Regions from separate parts of the Homo sapiens genome. Here region 2 is linked to region 1. Evidence: chromatin contacts called from ENCODE Hi-C or POLR2A ChIA-PET data. All regions are on one chromosome and are shown on one strand. The core of a region is the stretch at or near the end of the contact, and the rest is flanking DNA. Distances in the headings are between cores, read along the strand shown. Region 1 overlaps UST (uronyl 2-sulfotransferase). Region 2 overlaps TAB2 (TGF-beta activated kinase 1 (MAP3K7) binding protein 2).

Region 1 (4,850 bases), core at 1,062-3,561:
GGAGACAAAAGCCAGAGGTTATGGATCTTAACAAATATTTCCTGTTCCCTCCCTTTAGTTTCTGGGAAAACTCTTTATCTCGCAGCACGAATGAAGAATATAACTACAAACATTTCAGGGTCTCTCAGGCCTTGGATCTCTGCTCTACAAGCAAACAAGAACAGCCTTTTGAGTTGGGAAATGCATGAGCAAAGAAAACAAGGTGGCCTCAATCCTGTTATCTGCCAAAACAAAATAAAGACACTGCGCCATTTGGTTTTTATATTTATGTGGTTTTCTGGAATCGTTTCTCCATTTTTACTTTTGTGTCCCATGCAGCTGTTAGAGAGCTGCTTCTATGGACTGTTGGGAGAGCACGCAACACATTTTCAAGAGTAACCCATGTTAACCCCGCACTGCTGAAGTTGGCTCCACACTCGGGGGTTATATCAACATTTCCTCCTTCAAGCAGATCTTCCACACAGGAACTCCTCCCTCCACCTGCTAAGAGGTGACCACACCACAATCCCCGGGCCAGGCTGGCAAGGCTGCAGGGGTGAGTGTGGCCAGGCCCAGGTTGCTCAGGTGCCCACCCTCCTTCCTCAGCCCTGCCGGGCATTCTCCACCAATCGGCACTTTCTGGTTTCTTCCCCACTGTGGTAAAAATAACTTCCTCTTGAAGTATCTAAATCTGTATGTGATTTTACACACTTTTTTTTTTTTTGGCACGTTGTCGGATGAATTCTGACACTAAAGCAGAATGAAATTGCAAGAGATCTGCAATCACATTTCTGTAAAGCTCTGACCAGATGAGTCAGTTCCACTGTTTTCTCAAAGACTGAGAAAATACTTTCAGGCAAGACACTGCATTCTAAGCACCACAGCAGTTCCTTCTCCCCTAAGCTTCTTAGGAACTTGGCAGTGTGGTAGATGGAGGGAGGCGGAGCAGAAGGCAGGGTGCTGTTTGTTGTGATCTGCCCATGGCTTACTGGCTGTGTTCTGAGCAGAGAGGGCGTCTCAGGGGACCCATCAACCCACATCGACGTGGCTCCCAGAACTTGGCCGCACGTGCTTGGAGGAGCTGAAGCAGGGTTCCAGCCAGCCCGCTGGGGGCCTTGAAGTAAGGCTCTGTTGCACTCCTGCTAACACCCTCAGAAAAGCGGTGGGAGGAGCAGTCATTCTCAAATACCACAGCTTCGAAGAGGATCCCTTCTGACAGTAACATACCACTGCACAAAGCAGGCTCACTGAGGGAACTGGAAAACTGTTCAGTTCTGTGGCTTTTACGGGCCATGTAGACAGAGGAAGGGGGCTAAGATGTGTAAGGGAATCAAAACCATTTCATTTCTCTTTGTGCTTACTGGCCAGCCGTGTCTCCTCTTCTGTGACTGCTCCTGTACTCTGCCCATTTATCTCGTGAGTTGGTTTATCTTTTTCTCATTGATAAACTGAACTTTTAAAGACCTGCATATTAGTTCTATTTCCTGGGGAGATGTTTGTGGTTTTTTTTTGTTTTGTTTTGTTTTGTTTTGTTTTGTTTTGCTATGGTTATGGGGTGTTACTGTTGAGCTTTCACTTTAATATAGTTTTTTTTTTCTTTGTGGTTTTTACTTTCTGTGTCTTCAAATGACTTCTGATGAGAAAGTACTGGTAAACAGACCTATTTGTCTGGACAAGATTTATGTGTGTAGCAGAGCAGGGTAGACATAATAGTCATTTTAGTATCTTCAATTATTTGAAGACTATAAAGTCCAATAGACAAGCCTATATAGCTTCCAGAAGAACAGCAAAAAATGGATGGAGGCTAGAAAGGAGTAGCTCACCACACTGTGAAGAACCCTCTTACCCACTGGAGCTGCCCACAGTGAAATGGGATGGTCAGTAGCAGGCAACCGGGAGGAGGCTGTGCAAATCCTCATCAACAACACAGCTTTCACCTATCACATAGTGAGACTCTAAACTCTGGAAACCCATGTCTTACTCTGCTTCTTCTCTCTTAGGACTTCCTGGGGACATTCTGCTTCCCCTAATTTCTAGAGCAAGTTCTGGCGGAGGTGGAGGAAACGCACTGCTGATTTTAATTTTAGAAAAAATTTAACTATGATTAAGACTCAGAAAATGACAACGATGGCCTAAAATGTTTTTGTGTATTCTACTTGCCTTGGTCACTTGACTTCTGCAATTTTTAAAATAAGTGTTTGGGTCCAAAGAAAATAGCCTTATATTTGTTTCAGTTGCTACAATTATATGACCTCTTGTCTCTTTCAGCACATGATTTGAAGAACAGCAGAGATCTTAGAACGATCTACTTCAGTGATTCTCAAGAGAAAAGAAACACTCTCCCCTGGGAGTGCACAGAAAAATTACCTCAGGGACTTTTTTTTTTTTTTTTTTTTTTTTGAGACAGAGTCTCGCTCTGTCGCCCAGGCTGGAGTACAGTGGTGCGATCTTGTCTCACTGCAAGCTCCACCTCCCGGGTTCACACCATTCTCCTGCCTCAGCCTCCCGAGTAGCTGGGGCTACAAGCGCCCACCACCATGCCCGGCTAATTTTTTGTATTTTTAGTACAGACGGGGTTTCACCGTGTTAGCCAGGACGGTCTCGATCTCCTCACCTTGTGATCCGTCCGCCTCGGCCTCCCAGGGAGCTGGGATTACAGGCGTGAACCACCGCGTACGCCGCATTCTTTTATTTTTTTATTTTTATTTATTTATTTATTTTGGGATGGAGTCTCGCTCTGTCGCCCGGGCTGGAGTGCAGTGGTGCGATCTCGGCTCACTGCAAGCTCCGCCTCCTGGGTTCATGACATTCTCCTGCCTCAGCCTCCCTAGTAGCTGGGACTACAGGCGCCCGCGACCACGCCCGGCTAATTTTTTTGTATTTTTTAGTAGAGACGGGGTTTCACCATGTTAGCCAGGATGGTCTCGATCTCCTGACCTCGTGATCCACCCACCTCGGCCTCCCAAAGTGCTGGGATTACAGGCGTGAGCTCAGGGACTTTTTTAAAAGGACTTCCAATGCCATGCCCTTTCTCCCTCTCCTGGCCACTGAGATGTATTCCCATAGGGACAGTCAAGACCCTATGGAAACACTGCTATGGATGAGGGTCCTAAGGAACGGAAACAGCTGAGAATCATGGATCTAATGAAACTCCTTCATTGTAGAGATGAAGACACTGAAGCCTTGGAGGCTCACATGACTTAACACCGACAACTGACTTATTGTCGGGTCACCCTGCACACCCAGGCCTAGTGCCCCCTCCATCCAGCCGCATGGCTCTGCCTGACGGTTCTGTTTATCCAATGGGAAGGCATTCATGTCAAACAGCCTTTGTGTTAAAGCAGGAAGCTCTGTGCTGGATGACAAGGTCAGGGTTTTTAAGGTCCCCAAACAAAATACAACTTTCTACGAAATAATGTAAAATCAGCATTTGCCTTCAACTGCTCAAGGAACTGGGTGATTGGCCATGCCAGATGGTATGGCTCTCACTTGCCGCAACACCTACTGGAGGCTAACAGAGCAAGGCAACACAGAGAGGCTGAGCTTGGGAAACAAGCAAGTGAAGACACAAGATCTGCTTCTGCGGTTCACTGCTCTTGCTCTGACTGTCAATGAGAGGGAAGTGGGAACTGAGAAAAGAAAGTGGGCGTACTACTGGACGTGGTAGTTTCGTCATGAATGGGGGAAGTTCTGGGAGCAGGCACAGTGTATGCCTGGCATTGTGATTATTTCTGAAAGGATGTATCTTATGGATCACTAGTGCAATCCTAGAACAGCTGGCTATCCCAGAGAGTAAGCGCCAGCATACTCCCTCCACACAGCTATTTTTATTTTGTGAATGCAGGAACAAAAAAAGTAGTGTGGATAAATTCAAAACAGAGGAAATCAGGCTGTGCAAAAAATGTGTCATTTAAAGACTATCTCCAGGAAGCAGAAGAGAAGAAGCAGGAAGGGGTACATATATGTAATTAGTGGGATGGATGAATTACCGGAACTTGTCAGGTGTTGAAGAGCCCTTGCCAAATACTAGTGAAGTAATTGTGTATTTCTAGGTTTGATTGCTTCTTTCAATTGGAAGTCAGGTTATCAGTGAATCTGTATACTCCCCCAGCTGTGTTCTGATATGAGTGTGTGTGTACACTCATATGTGTATGTGTGCTAAATGAAGAGGGAGTTAAAGGGAAGCAAAGAACAAGCTGAGAAAATTGGCAATTGTTGAACTTAAATGTCAGGCCTTGGGTTAGAGAAGTATCCTGTAAAACAGCAATTATTAATCCTATTGTATACATCAAAACATCAGAGGTTCAGAGAAGTTAATAAAATTATTCAAGCTGTCCCAGCTAATAAATGGTAACACAGTGCTTCACACCCGGAGCTCTGCTCCAAAACCTATATCCTTCCTACTGCCTGATGCTTCTGCCCCAAAGAAGGCCTTCCATGAATATTTGTTGAATGACTGAACAAAGGAATTCATATGTCTCAGAATATTCTCATTTTTCTTTCATCAAGATTATGAAAATTGTACTCCTTGAACTAAAAAACAGCAATGGTGTTTCCAGAAATGCAGTACAGTTAAAGGTAATAGGTTATTTAAATCATCTATTAATGAATTAACTAAGAATTGCCTAATCAAAGCCATGACTTAAGGTTATTATAGTATCTTTCACCAAACAAGTGTAAATGGGTTGGTGGATTGAGACCTAATTTTACAGTATGGTCGTGTTGCAGTTCTAGGTTAAACTCTGTTCAGTCCCTATTTCAAAAATCACATCATTCCACGGTCTCATCTCCTTCATGACTTAAAGTCATGCTTGAAACATACTGGCTAATTTAACACAAATTGCTACCTAAAGAAGACACTAACCTACAGA
Region 2 (4,850 bases), core at 648-3,147, 580 kb before region 1:
TTTTTTTTTTATCTAAATGCATGCAGCCCTCTAAATTGTATCCCTGGATCCCTTCAGGGTCTTGCAGATTAAAACTACTCTATTAAATTCACCTGCTTCTATTTCCCAGCAGTCCCCACACCCTTAGGAATCTGGGCAGGCCTGTCTGAACATGTTCAACCCACACTTTCCTTTCTTTGCTTACTACACTACTGCCCTTGCTTAGAATGTTATGTCTTCACCTTGAGGCTTATCAAAATCTTAACTACCTCTTCAAAACCAATTCCAATTTCACCTTCTACTTGAATTCTTTTTATCCTGCTTCAGCCCACATGGATCTTTTCCTACAACTACTAATGTAGCTGTAGGTCAATGCTTTATGAATCAACATTTAATTATTCTCTTACAGTCTACTTCTGTGTCTCTTCATCTAAGTTATAAGATCCCCGGAGACATGTGCTATGTGCTTACACATAGAACACTGCATATACATAATATAGGCACATATAAAGTACTCAGCAAGTGCCCCCAATAAATCAAGCACAGAAGATCATCTGTTTGGCAACTTCGAGTACCAGAAAATACATCAAGATAAGCCAAAAGTTCCACTAAGGAGTTAAAACAGACATAAATTAGGCTTATAGTTCACCTCTATCAGAACCTAGATACTCCTATTTAATTAAGAACCCAGAAGCTTATTTACTAGGCAGCAATGAATTCCAAGTAATAAATCAAGGAAGGAGCACTAAAGTCAGCACAAGACAATGATTCATTCCAAACATATTGGTTAAGCACTACTACGTGCCAGGCACTGTTCTAGAATCTATGATTCAGTTCTCATATAGCAACTTAGTGCCAGGCCCTGGACTAGAACCCGGGGTTCCTGACTCATTCTGAAGCTCTGAAACAAAATGTTTATTTCTATCTTCCAGAAAAGGTTTAGTATGCAGGGTAAAAGTGGGGGAGGGGAGGAGGTGTTACTATTTCAGAAAGCAGCAAAGTATGTGAAACATTATAAAGAAATAGATTTGGAGGTATGAATATCTATATTTATCTACACACAATATACATAATATATTGTAAAATCTCTATAAAATCTCTAAAATAGATTCAGGAGTAAGTTTCAATCATTTTATGTACTTACTACCTAAGAATACTAGATGAATGAGGTGTTACTCTGCTTATTAATATTTTAATCACAAACACTTCATAAAATTGTATTTTTCTTCAAAGAGCCCTGCCAAGTTGCTTCATTTATTTGATGTAAAAATAAAAAACTAGGTCAGGTATAGTGGCTCATACCTGTAATCGCAGCACTTTGGGAGACCAAAGCAAGAGGATCACTTGAGCCAAGGAGTTTGAGACTAGCCTGTGCAATACAGCAAAACCCTGCCTCTACAAAAAGTTAGAAAAAAAGTATTAGCCAGGCATGGTGGCTGGTGTCTGTAGTCCCAGGTACTTGGGAGGCTAAGGTGGGAGGTTAAGGCTGAGCCCAGGAAGTTAAGGCTGCAGTGAGCTATGATTGTACCACTGCCCTCCAGCCTGGGTGACAGAGTAATACCCTGTCTCAAATATATGTATGTAAATATTATATATATGTTATATATACACACATATATTTTTTATATATATAATACATACATACATACATATCTATATATAAACTTTTCTACCAATTTCCTGGAGGTGAGGTGGGGTGGGGTGGTAGTAATGATGGTAGTAGATATTATTCTAAATAATCTTCACCTTTTTCCCTGGGGAAACGGACCAAAAGAGGATAATGAGAATGTGGGTAGGAAATGGGGAATTGGTCTCCACAAATTTCAAGCTCTACTGCTGACTGTGACTAAAAAAAATTACTTTTCCTAAAGGGAAGTTCTTAGACTAATAGCAATGGAATTCAGTGAGCGAGTGAGGGAAGGAGGGAGGCGGAAGGGAGGGGTGGGACTGGAACAAGTAAACTAATAGCCTGACAATACCATGCTGGCAACCTAAAGTCACCTTGTCCAAAACTCAACTCACTGCCTCCTACTCACTAATGTATTTCTCTGTTAATTATAAATGACATGCTTCTGAAGCTAGAAACCTCAGAGTTCTCAATTCTTTTCCTCTCCACATATAATCAATGGCAAAGTTTCACTGATTACTTTCACAAAAATTTCTCTTTTCCACCACAATGTCCTTGTTCAAGTATGTGTTATCTGGGCAATCACCTAACACCATGACCTCTTGTTTGACTGCTTGTTCTACTCTTAAGGTTTTCTTTTTTTTTTTTTTAAGAGACAAGGTCTTGCTCTATTTTCCAGGCTGGAGTGCTGTCATGTAATCATAGATATGCAGCCTCGAACTCCTGGGCTCAAGTGATCCTCTCAACTCAGCCTCTTGAGTAGGCAGGACTACAGGTGCACTTTACCTGCCGAGTTAGTTTTTTATTTTTATTAGAGATGGGGTCTTGCTATGTTGCCCAGGCTGGTCTCAAACTCCTGGCTTCAGCAATCCTCTTGCCTCAACCTCTCAAGACTCTAGTATTACAGGCCTTATGCCTGGCTAAGCCTTTCTAAACTGTATTTCACAGTGGTAACAAACTTGGCTAGCTTCCTAAAAACTGGCTGAATCGTGTCACTTTCCTCCCTAAGAAAGGCAAGAGATTTTGTAGAGATACGCTGTAGTGAGTTTCAGCAGAAGGTGCTGACACTGACACAGGGAATAATGAAAAAAAGGTAAGAGAGAGGAGACCTGAGGATGAAGAATTTAGAATAAGTCAGAAAAATCAGGCAGAGAAAATGTTGGGAAGAATGGTATCAAGAAAGCCAAGTGAAGAGTTATAACAAAAATGATTATAAAGTTTAAAGTTTATTATTTTTATAATTTTATAGCAATAAATTTTCTATTAATAGCTTACATTTACTAAGTGCTAGGCACTAGGTCAAATGACTTATAATGCATAAACTCATCTAATGCTCCCAATAATCATGTGAGGCAGGCACCTCTATACGAGACTCAGTTAACTACACAGTTTGTCCTACTAGACAAAGAATTATTTTATACAGCTCCCTTTCCTTATTCCCTGAGATGCTTAATGCAAAGCACTTAAACATTCTTACTATGTTGGTGTCAACAATACCAGAGAAAGACATTCTTTTTACAAACTTTACTAATTTGCCATGGACTAACACAATATATGTATCTGTACACACAGACACATAGACACACACACACACACACACACACACACACACACACACTATGGATCTGGAAATAAAAGAATATATGGTTTTAAAAATACCCAATCTCCTAATATTTAAATCTGCATTGGAATAGTAAGGGCTAAGGGTATTTTTGTCTTGTAAAGCTCAAAAGTGGAAAGGTATATAAAAATACTGAAGAGAAACTTGGCCTATACATCTACCATCTACCTGAAAATGGGCAGAAGGACTGCGTAGAAGACAGACAGATTAACATTCCTTTCTTTTAAAATGTGCACAAGAAATTTCCTAGGAGACATGCTATTATGGACTCAACTCTAAACCTAGCCTACTATTTGCAATGTGTACTCCATTCAACACAAGAAATCTGGGCCAAAGTTTAGACGAATTTGCAGAAATCCATTACCACTAGGGAAAAGAGAAAAAAGAGGCAAAATGTACGCCTCACTAATCTTGGGTTGGTGACGCTGCTATGTATGGGTGCAATCTCTAGGGCTAGAATGCTTGTTTGGAAGCATCAGAAAGACATTCAACCACAACCTGTACTCCAGAATCCCAAAAGCTCATTTACTTTCGAAAACAATCAAGTTTACTAGCTCTAAACTCTAGTAGTCTGTGTCCATTCATTCACAAATATTTACTGAGCGCTCAAGCGCCAAGGTATTGTACTCATGCTATAAAAACTGACATTTAGTGGGAGAAACTGAAAAGTAAACAGATAATTATAATACACATGGCAATCTTGCAATGGGGGTAAATAAAACGAAGTGCTAGAAAGATATAAATTATCAATAAGGAAATATTATTGGAGCTAATAATCAGTTACAACAGAAAAAACTTGTGGCATTTAAAAAATTTTCCAAATTACATGAATTTAAAGTACACATGATCACAGTGGGACTCAGGAGACATGTCTTTCTACAAATTCTCTGTGACTAAGACTGACCTGCTCCCTTTACTGATGTATTTCTGGCTCTAAGCCTCTCCTTGCCAGCTATTTTACATTCCTGTTTTTCATCTTTATTTTTCATTTATCTCTCTGGCTGTTTTTATCTGTAAGATAAATGTTGCCACAGAAAGTCATTCGGGCACTTAATAAGTGTCAAACCCTTTCCACAACATGTAGTTACTTCATTTTATAAAGATTTAGGGCAAAGCTCTAAAAATTAGTAAGACACTATTAGATGACCACTGTTAACAGCCATTTACCTATCAAATAAGTATGACTAAGTACATATTAAATATCCATCCCCAAATCACCTCCCAATTACAAAATTTCTGTTGCATTTCATGTCACATACACAGCAGAACTAATCCAAATTTTCACAAAGCTCTTTCACATGTTAGAAGAGTCTGGCTTTTTGCTAATAAATCTGAAATTACAGTAACTAGAAAGCAGTCACAGGTATAGTTTTAAACAAATACCACTATAACTTCTTTCACATCAACTCCACTGATACTCCCAAATTCATATTTCTAGTCTGAATCTCTTGCTTGAATTCCATTATACCGAATGAATTGCCCAGTTGATATCACTGGTTATATGTCTAAAAGGCATTTCAAAGTTAACACATCCAAAAAAAAGGCTCCTGATTGCTCAGTCTAAACTTGCTACTTTACCATGCTCCCAAACTGAGTCAATGGCAACTCCATACTTCCAATTGC

The links. A loop is a pair of places that touch in the nucleus more often than their neighbours do. ChIA-PET counts read pairs that join two places held with the same protein, here RNA polymerase II (POLR2A). Pooled maps may share reads with other maps.
Region 2: a loop to region 1 is called in a pooled map, with 3 times the contacts of the local background. The contact joins two enhancer-like sites. A Hi-C loop is called at or near these places in 1 of 37 single-sample maps with no recorded cell type and 3 of 50 pooled maps. POLR2A ChIA-PET finds 5 or more read pairs at or near these places in 2 of 52 experiments (BJ and T-cell).

What each region holds. Positions count from the first base shown.
Region 1 is chr6:148,757,377-148,762,226 of GRCh38, reverse strand. All of the region lies in intron 1 of UST (uronyl 2-sulfotransferase), which reads right to left. LOC107986659 (a long non-coding RNA gene) reads left to right here. Exons shown (of 2, transcript XR_001744408.2): 1 at 1-1,395; 2 at 2,248-4,323. Among named protein-coding and RNA genes, the nearest start is that of UST, 13 kb to the right of the region's middle. RefSeq lists enhancers at 366-505, 759-1,509. Within about 2 kb of position 2,311, at least 10 of the 41 ENCODE cell types and tissues checked have a DNase peak (open chromatin) inside an H3K27ac peak, as active enhancers do.
Region 2 is chr6:149,332,083-149,336,932 of GRCh38, reverse strand. The region is part of intron 1 of TAB2 (TGF-beta activated kinase 1 (MAP3K7) binding protein 2); the gene reads right to left. Among named protein-coding and RNA genes, the nearest start is that of TAB2, 17 kb to the right of the region's middle. RefSeq lists an enhancer at 71-220. Within about 2 kb of position 1,897, at least 12 of the 41 ENCODE cell types and tissues checked have a DNase peak (open chromatin) inside an H3K27ac peak, as active enhancers do.